3 separate regions of the Homo sapiens genome follow, and regions 2 and 3 are each linked to region 1. Evidence: chromatin contacts called from ENCODE Hi-C data. All regions are on one chromosome and are shown on one strand. The core of a region is the stretch at or near the end of the contact, and the rest is flanking DNA. Distances in the headings are between cores, read along the strand shown. Region 1 has its middle 55 kb from the start of BCL6. Region 2 overlaps LPP (LIM domain containing preferred translocation partner in lipoma). Region 3 overlaps LPP (LIM domain containing preferred translocation partner in lipoma).

Region 1 (2,700 bases), core at 127-2,626:
CCTCCTCCTCTGCCTGAAAGACTTGCCTCAAAGATCCTATCCTCTTTTCGTGCTCTAGCTTAAATTCTATCCTTTCTAAGAACCTTTGCCGATAATCAGCTCCACCATGCAGAACTAATGTTCATCTGCTCCTCAATACTTTTTATAATAAATGTTCTAACATTCTCCCTCCACACCTCCCTGCAAGTTGAGGGAGCCAGCTCTGGCCTTGGCCAGCCCAGAAAGGGTCTCCCACAGTGCAGTGGCGGGCTAAAGGGCTCCTCAAGTGCCGCCAAAGTGGGAGCCCAGGCAGAGGAGGCGCCGAGAGTGAGCGAGGGCTGTGAGGGCTGCCAGCGCGCTGTCACCTCTCAACATGTCGTGGTCTATCTTTTGCAGAGGTTTTGTGAACGTTTCTACTTGCTATATTATGAGCTCTGTGGGAGAAGTGCCCATGTCACTTGAATTTTTGGATCCTCTGCAGCACAGAGAGCTTAGTGCCTGACACTTAGGCTAACTCTGTACTGAGCAATTGCCATATGCCAGGTACTGCACAGGCTGTGCGATACTTCATCCTCACAACGGATGATGAAACTGGGCTCAGAGAGTCTAAGTAAACTACTCAAGGCACCAGCAGGTGATACAATCTAGTTTTAAACAAGGGTGCCTCTTAATGAACAGCCTACACCACTTTCCCACAAGGGGCCACAATGCATGCTGAATGGTTTTGTAACCATTTGGAGAAGAGGTTGAAGATGTACTGAACAAGCATTTTCTGATTACCTAGGGAGATTTCTAAAGGTTTTTTTTTTGAGAGTTGGCGTTTGCTTTTATCCCCAAAAACTGAATAGGAATTTGACCAAGAAAAAAAGGTAAGGATATTCTAGTAAGAGAATAAAATTTGAGCTCAGTCTTCCATAGAGTGTAAGGGATTTTTTTTTAAGGGGTAGATGAGAACTATTTACTGATTAATTTCCCCAGTCAGACTGTCAGCAATAGAGGGAAGAAAGCATCTGGGTCTTGCTCAGGGCTGTTTCTCTGTTGCCTATGGCAGAGCCTAATACAGAGCACATGTTGGATAAATATTTTGTCAAAATTAACCTATTCAATAAATACTATCTAAGCAATTCTTGCATGCATATCTTTTAAATTCACTCTTGGCCTGGAATGCTAAACCCTAATTGTCTTAATGAAGGCTTTAAAAGCCCAAACCAAAACTTTTAGACCCTGAAAGTGAAACCTCCAGTCCCTAGAAAGTTCACTGACCAACCCAGTTTCACTGACTGGCTGAGTGAAAAACAAACATTAAACCAACAGAACAAGCTATGAAAATCAAATAAGAAAAAAAAGAAAAAGATTGAAGTTCCAAGAAACTTAGATATTTTCAGTAATGTGCCTTCTGCAAGGAAACTTGAGGGCTTCAATGACGTCAGTTTCATTTCCAGTAGAGAGCTTTTACCTTTTATCTCTTCAAAAAGAGACTAAAAGCCCCTCTGTCCAGCAGCTAGCTGTGTCGTGGGTGTGGGTCTAAAGACATCAAGGGAACTGAGGCAGAATCAACGAGGTTCTTCTCACATTGCATTGGGTTTTTTCACATGTCTTCGTATTTTTTTTTTTCACATCTCCTCATTTTTGTGTGAGAATAAGCTGTAAGCAAGTCTGTGTCAGTGAGCATATTCAGATCACAACATTTATTGAATCAGTGAGTCAGAAAATGGCTCAAAGCTTAGCATGATGAAGTAGAAAATGCATTCTCCTTAGGGCAGGAGAATGGGCCTGTTCTTTCTCCATCATTTATTAGCTGGGTGACCTTGAACAGTCACCTCTTTTCTCTGGGCCTCAGTTTCCCCTTCCAGCTATGACATATTTAGCAGATCCTCCTTATGATAGGAGAAAAATATGCTTGCAAAACATCTATAGTCGGTTTTAGAAATGAGACATTATGAAAAGCTTTCTAAGTGCATGGTGATCTGGGAATTGGAGGTAGGGTTTTTGTTTTGTTTTGTTTTTTGTTTTTCCTCCAACACAGTTTCCCCACCTTGGCACTCTAGACATTTTGGCCTGAATAATTCTTTGTTATTGGGGGTGGGGGTGGTGGCTGCCTTGTGCATTGTAGGATGTTTTGTAAAATCTCTAACCTTTAGTCACTAAATACTAGGGACACCCACTCCCTTCTGTCCAGTTGTGACAACACAAAATGTCTCCAGACATTGTTAAATGTCCACCAGGGGCAAAATTGCCCCCAGTTGAGAAACAGCACCTCTGTTGCATTTTCAACTAAAATTGATGGATTCCTTAAAAGAATGTAGCTGAGACTGGACTTCAGAAGGTATAGTAACCAAACAAAGAGGCTCCCTCCATTTCTGTTGACCTAAAGATGTGGTGTCCCTGGGCGCTCAAGAAAGTTAGAAGTGCATGAAGTCTGGAGGCAGGAAACCACCATCTGAGTTCCTGCATTATCTTTGACGGCCTGTGTGAACTTCATCATGTTGCTTGACCTCTCTGAGCCTCAGGGACCCCATGAATCCAGAGGAAGTAATTCCTCTCCTCCATGAGCCTTCTTTGTGCCATATCCCCTCTTGCACACACACATCACCACAAGGTTGTTAGGAGACCAAAAGTAATTTACGTGAAAGACACTGTAAGCTAAAAGGCACAGAACAAACATGTGGTATCGCTCTGAAGATTTTTCTTTTTCCTGAGAGACCAAAGAAAAGGAACTTT
Region 2 (2,700 bases), core at 27-2,526, 600 kb after region 1:
ACTTTTGTATAAAGAGAATGTTTAAAAAAAAAAAACCTTCAAAGTTATAGGAGAGTGTTATTTAAATTGTAACAGCTTGTTTAAATGAAGAAAATGTTGCTAAGGGACATGAATGCTAAACGTTAGTCTGCCATCAGCTACTTCTGATGTTTAAGTCAAATAGTCCCTCAGTTCTGTGGTGTTAATCTACGTCCCTTTTCTAATATCATTCATTTATTCAGTGCACACTGACCAAGAGCTAGGCCTTGAGTTAGTTGCCAGGAAGATATAGGGACTAATACAATGTCATTTAAAGATTAATAGAAATGCTCTAAGTCAATTATTCTCAACCCTTGAATCAGAGTATATACATAAAGATCCCCATATGAGGTTAGTGTGCAGACTGTTTTGATAAACACTACTCTAAGTTTATTGCACTGGATGTTGGATAATATGATGTAACGGTTGTTTGTTTTTCAGTTTTGGTGATCTATATAAATCTTTTTAGAAGAGTAGCATATTGATTTGGACGAAAAAAAGGAAAATATGACCAAACACTACTTCTTTCTGTTTTTGTGGGTGACAGTGACTTGACATTCACATGGTATCCTGAGAGAGGCTTAGTAGCTTTGTTAGTATTAATTGTCAGTTTGCCTATGGCACTAAGTTTTCCCACCTACGTGGGGCGGGTCCTGGTCATCACATAGCCTTTTGTAGTTATTTGCTTTCTGTTGTGCCTTGATTTTTTTTTTCTGTTGACTATTGGCTTCATCACTTTGTGGTCCTGTGGCTTATTATGATTAGATTTGAGGGTACAGAATAGAGAAAACATTATGGCAAGTAGAATTCAAGAGCTGGAATGGAAATAATAAGAGCAAAAACTACTGTTAAGTGCTGATTTCCTTTGAATTGTGGTGTTTTCCTTTCTTCTCCAAATAGGGAGGTAGTACAGAGTGAAGACCGGAGATTTGGAGTTAAAGATCTGTGTCCCAGCTTCAGCTTTGCTATTTGTTAGCTGTATATCCTTGAGCAAGTTATTCAACCTCTTACAGTCTTACTTTCTTGATTTGCTAGATGTGGGTAATGATAGTGCTACCTCATATGGCAGTCAGGATGACTGTGTGGCCATTGAAAATTTGCTAGACATATAATAAACCTTCAATAAACACTTGTTTATTGTCAGTCTCTAGTCTTCTTAGGACCGCTGGGGGAACAGACAGAAGAGCAGCAGAGGAGTTGATAAGTGAAACCTCTTAGGTTCTTCTTAATTGCTTGCATGTGACAATTTCTGAAAGAGCAATGCTGAGGAAGCAGCAGCTCCCCAGCTCCCTTCAGCAGTAGGCATCTTGCTTAGAGGAGGGCCACTGCTCTTGCTTTCCTGTCTGCTGATGGTGGTTGTGTATTCTCAGAGCCTCTCTGGAAATCTTCCCTTTCACTTCTTGCTTTCATGATGATTATGAACTTCGAGTGAAACCTAGCTAGAATGAGGGGAAGTAAGAGCAGTGTAAATCTTGGTCCAGCAACACCAGTTCTCACCACTGCTTATTTTTGTGTTTACATGGGTCTCTCTTAGAAGCCAAGAGCCCCAATGATATGTGCTAGTTCATCTGTTCATTAAACTTGTGAAGTTTCATCAAACCCATTTATCAAAATGAAGGGCTGTAATGAAGATTTTAGAGAAAGAAAGCACTCTAAAATATTAGAGCTGATTGGGACTTTACAGGTATTCATTTTGCAAATGAGTGTCATCTCTTGTTAAAGGTCACACTTGTATAGCTGAGACTAGAACTGGGGCCACAGGGACTCTATGTCTATACTATTGGATTTATCACTTTCCTTGGATCCATCCTACATGATTCAATTTTTAATACCTGGAGTTTTCACTCTTGTTATCTTCCTATTCAAGGATAAAAGCTCTAGCTTCTTATCTTTATATAAAACCTTTAAAAGGCAGAACTCATGTTATCTTTTAAAACTTTCCCCTAACTGTTCTCCCTGAATCCCTCATTTTGGTGCCGCTGGTCTGATCCCTGTCCTACAGAAATGCCTTGCTTCATACCCAAGCTCACAGTATTATTTCTAATCTTTGCCCTGGTTACTCCAGTTTTCTTTTATTTACTCAGCATTCAAAGTCCTGGTTAAGGGCTACCTCTGCCAAGCTTATGCTAGCTTTTCTGACATCCCCCAAGATTTTTCATGTGCTTTCTGTGTTGCTCTCTTTCTCTTTTCACATTTATAAATATTTCTTCCTCAAATAGTCTTTGAGCTCTTTGAGTAAAGAATAAGAATCTGATTCATCTATAGCTCCAGTGCCAGGCAAATAAATTCATTCATTCATTAAATTAACAGACATTTTTATTGAGTACCTATCATGTGGTAGCCCCTGGAATTATAAAATGATAAATATTTCCACTCTCAAGGATTTGCGAGTTTAGTTTGGGGAACAGGAAAGCAGATGGGCAGAGCACCATGTGACGAATATGTGACAACAGTATGTAGATGCTGTGGGATTGTACTATAAGGATGTATAACTTGAACTGTAGAATATAGTGCAAGATTTGCCTTCAAGGACTAGTAGAAAGTAATGCTTATGATCTAAATTGATGCATAGTATGTTGGAAGTCATTTTTAGACAAGAAGTAGCTTGTTTCAGAGGGAGCAGAGATCAAACCTAGGAAAAAAATGTGAATTTCTATCAGAAAAGTACTGCAAAATGACCTC
Region 3 (2,700 bases), core at 131-2,630, 650 kb after region 1:
GCAGGGACATGGATGAAGCTGGAAACCATCATTCTCAGCAAACTGACACAGGAACAGAAAACCAAACACCGTATGTTCTCACTCATAATTGGGAGTTGAAGAATGAGAACACATGGACACAGGGAGGGTAACATCACACACCGGGGCCTGTTGGGCAGTGGGAGACTAGGGAGGGATAGCATTAGGAGAAATACCTAATGTAGATGACAGGTTGACGGATGCAGCAAACCACCGTGGCATATGTATACCTATGTAACAAACCTGCACGTTCTGCACATGTATCCCAGAACTTAAAGTATAATTTAAAAAAAAAAAGTAAAAAAGACATTGATTCATTCATTCATTTATTCAGGCAATGTTTGGAACTCATGATGTGCCAGGCACTGTTTTAGGACCAGGAATAAGCAATGACCAAAGTATTTGCTCTCCTGATAGATTATAAACAAATAAATATATAATAGCTCAAGCTGTGAAAGTCACAGGCACACAGAGACACACACATCTCCAACATATGCAGCAAGGTAATGAGATAAAGAATTCCTGGCCATTTTTTGTGATACAGGATAGATGTAATGGTTTCCTATCAGTTTTATCATTTTTAAGGTCTCTCTTCTTAGAATAAATTATTTTATTTGTTTCTTCCGTATGCCATTTAACAGGGAGGGGAAGTTTTCTGCCAGTTTTGCACCCACTGTTTTTCTTTTTCAGTAAGAGCCTTCTCATAGTCTGCTTGAAGGCAGCGGTCTTGCCACATGTGTTCTATGCATAATAATTTCAGGAGAGTCTTGTCCACAATGCTTGGTTGATTACGGCTTGTGGGACACCACTTAAATGACTAGAAACAGCTCTCTTTAATAAACACACTGGTGTTGTCCATCATTTTAAGTGAGCATGAGAGCCCAGCTTCATTTTGCCACTCCAATCTCACACGGCCTAGAAGAACTAGTGAAAGTAGCAGGTGGTGTTTGACTTTCAGTTTTTCTGAAATGTGTCTCTTTCTGCCACTCTCCAGACGCCGTGCCAGTCAGGCCCTCAAGGTCAAAACATCATGAAATTGACCATAGATTATCTCAGCCTTTTCTTTTTAAAAGTGTCATTGTAACCTGTTGGTTACTGTGTATGTCATTTAACTTCTCTGTCTTTAGTTTCTGAAGTAACTGGTTTTACATTGCCATCAAAAGGCTTCTGTGGGTTTTTATTTTTCTTTGTTTTTATTTGTTTGTAAACAATCTCCTTTTCTAAACTCATTTCCCCAAATTTCCTTAATTTTTCACGGACTGATGAAAATGTTTTGCTGCTTCCAGAGCTTGTCAGCTTCTCTTTGTGGCATTGCTTTCATTGTTGTTCTCCAAGTTCCCACTCAGCTCCTGCTTTCTTCAAAAAACCCTTTGGTTTCTAACATCTATGTTTTCAACATGGCAATGGAGTGAGTTGCCCAGGGAATGATTGGACCGTGATTGTTTTCATGGCTTTCTTTTGCCTTTTCTCCATGTCCTTTTTAGCTCTAAGCCTCATTTGTAAGCTTTCTAGAAATGTGGATTCTATTATAGAACTTCTGTTTTTCTCATTTTTGTAGTTGCTTTCTCAAGAGCAGGTGCTGGTGACCACAGGACGAGTGAGAGACGAGATGGTGTCTCTCCTTTAGCAGTTGGCTTAATTAAGGAGGTTTTTTGAAGTGTATGGGCTTCAAAAAGTCTGACATGTGATTTGTGGCCTGTGTGGTCTAACTCTGATTCCTTTGGATACAGAACCTTAGAAAGCCTTGAGAAAAACCTCAGAGATCATCTATGCAATCAATTCTGGCTTTACCTGGAGGGAGTTTTATAAAACACAAATGCCAGGGCTTCAACTTGAGAGACTCTGATTTCATTGTTTTGCAGTGGGTCTGCACATCAGTAGTTTATAGAAATTTCCCACATGATTTTGTGAAACCAGGGTTGAGAATCACTTGATTTTACAGGGCATATATAAGGTCCAAAGCAAAAGTGACTCTTGGCTGGGCGTGGTGGCTCACGCCTGTAATCCCAGCACTTTGGGAGGCCGAGGTGGGAGGATCATGAGGTCAGGAGATCGAGACCAGCCTGCCCAACATGGTGAAACCCCGTCTCTACTAAAAATACAAAAATTAGTCAGGCATGGTGGCAGGTGCCTGTAATCCCAACTACTCAAGAAGCTGAGGCAGGAGAATTACTTGAATCCAGGAGGCAGAGGTTGCAGTGAGCAGAGATTACACCATAGCAGTCCAGCCTGGGCGACAGAGTGAGACTGCCTCAAAAAAAAAAAAAAAAAAAAAAAATTAACCTGTCATGGTGGCATGTAATCCCAGCTACTCCAGAGGCTGATGCAGGAGAATCACTTAAAACCCGGGAAGTGGAGGTTGCAGTGAGCCGAGATCGCGCCATTGCACTCCAGCCTGGGCGACACAGCAAGACTCCATCTTAGAAGAAAAAAAAAAGGTGACTCTCCGGGATTCTATAGCAGTATGGCCATAGAGTAGGGACAAGAACATATGCCTCCTCATTTACCATCAGTGCTATTTCTATTTTGTTTACTACCATTTACTCTCATTTGATTGTGTCAAATTATCTACTGTTGTACTGGGGGGCCAGAGTGGATTCCCAAGCCTCAACCACATAGAAGAGTAGATTGGAGGTTGTTTTCAAACTATTCAACATTATCAGTGGGTTGAATTTGTAAGCT

What was found. Hi-C counts contacts between places; a loop is a spot of excess contacts on that map. Pooled maps may share reads with other maps.
Region 2: a map of naive thymus-derived CD4-positive, alpha-beta T cell shows a loop between it and region 1 (2.0-fold over the local background). The contact joins two enhancer-like sites. A Hi-C loop is called at or near these places in 1 of 168 maps with a recorded cell type or tissue (naive thymus-derived CD4-positive, alpha-beta T cell), 3 of 37 single-sample maps with no recorded cell type and 9 of 50 pooled maps.
Region 3: a loop to region 1 is called in a map with no recorded cell type, with 7 times the contacts of the local background. The contact joins two enhancer-like sites. A Hi-C loop is called at or near these places in 3 of 37 single-sample maps with no recorded cell type and 7 of 50 pooled maps.

What each region holds. Positions count from the first base shown.
Region 1 is chr3:187,798,780-187,801,479 of GRCh38, forward strand. No RefSeq gene overlaps it. Among named protein-coding and RNA genes, the nearest start is that of BCL6, 55 kb to the left of the region's middle. Within about 2 kb of position 1,377, at least 3 of the 41 ENCODE cell types and tissues checked have a DNase peak (open chromatin) inside an H3K27ac peak, as active enhancers do.
Region 2 is chr3:188,399,340-188,402,039 of GRCh38, forward strand. The region is part of intron 3 of LPP (LIM domain containing preferred translocation partner in lipoma); the gene reads left to right. Among named protein-coding and RNA genes, the nearest start is that of LPP-AS1, 170 kb to the right of the region's middle. Within about 2 kb of position 1,277, at least 7 of the 41 ENCODE cell types and tissues checked have a DNase peak (open chromatin) inside an H3K27ac peak, as active enhancers do.
Region 3 is chr3:188,445,336-188,448,035 of GRCh38, forward strand. All of the region lies in intron 4 of LPP (LIM domain containing preferred translocation partner in lipoma), which reads left to right. Among named protein-coding and RNA genes, the nearest start is that of LPP-AS1, 120 kb to the right of the region's middle. Within about 2 kb of position 1,381, at least 2 of the 41 ENCODE cell types and tissues checked have a DNase peak (open chromatin) inside an H3K27ac peak, as active enhancers do.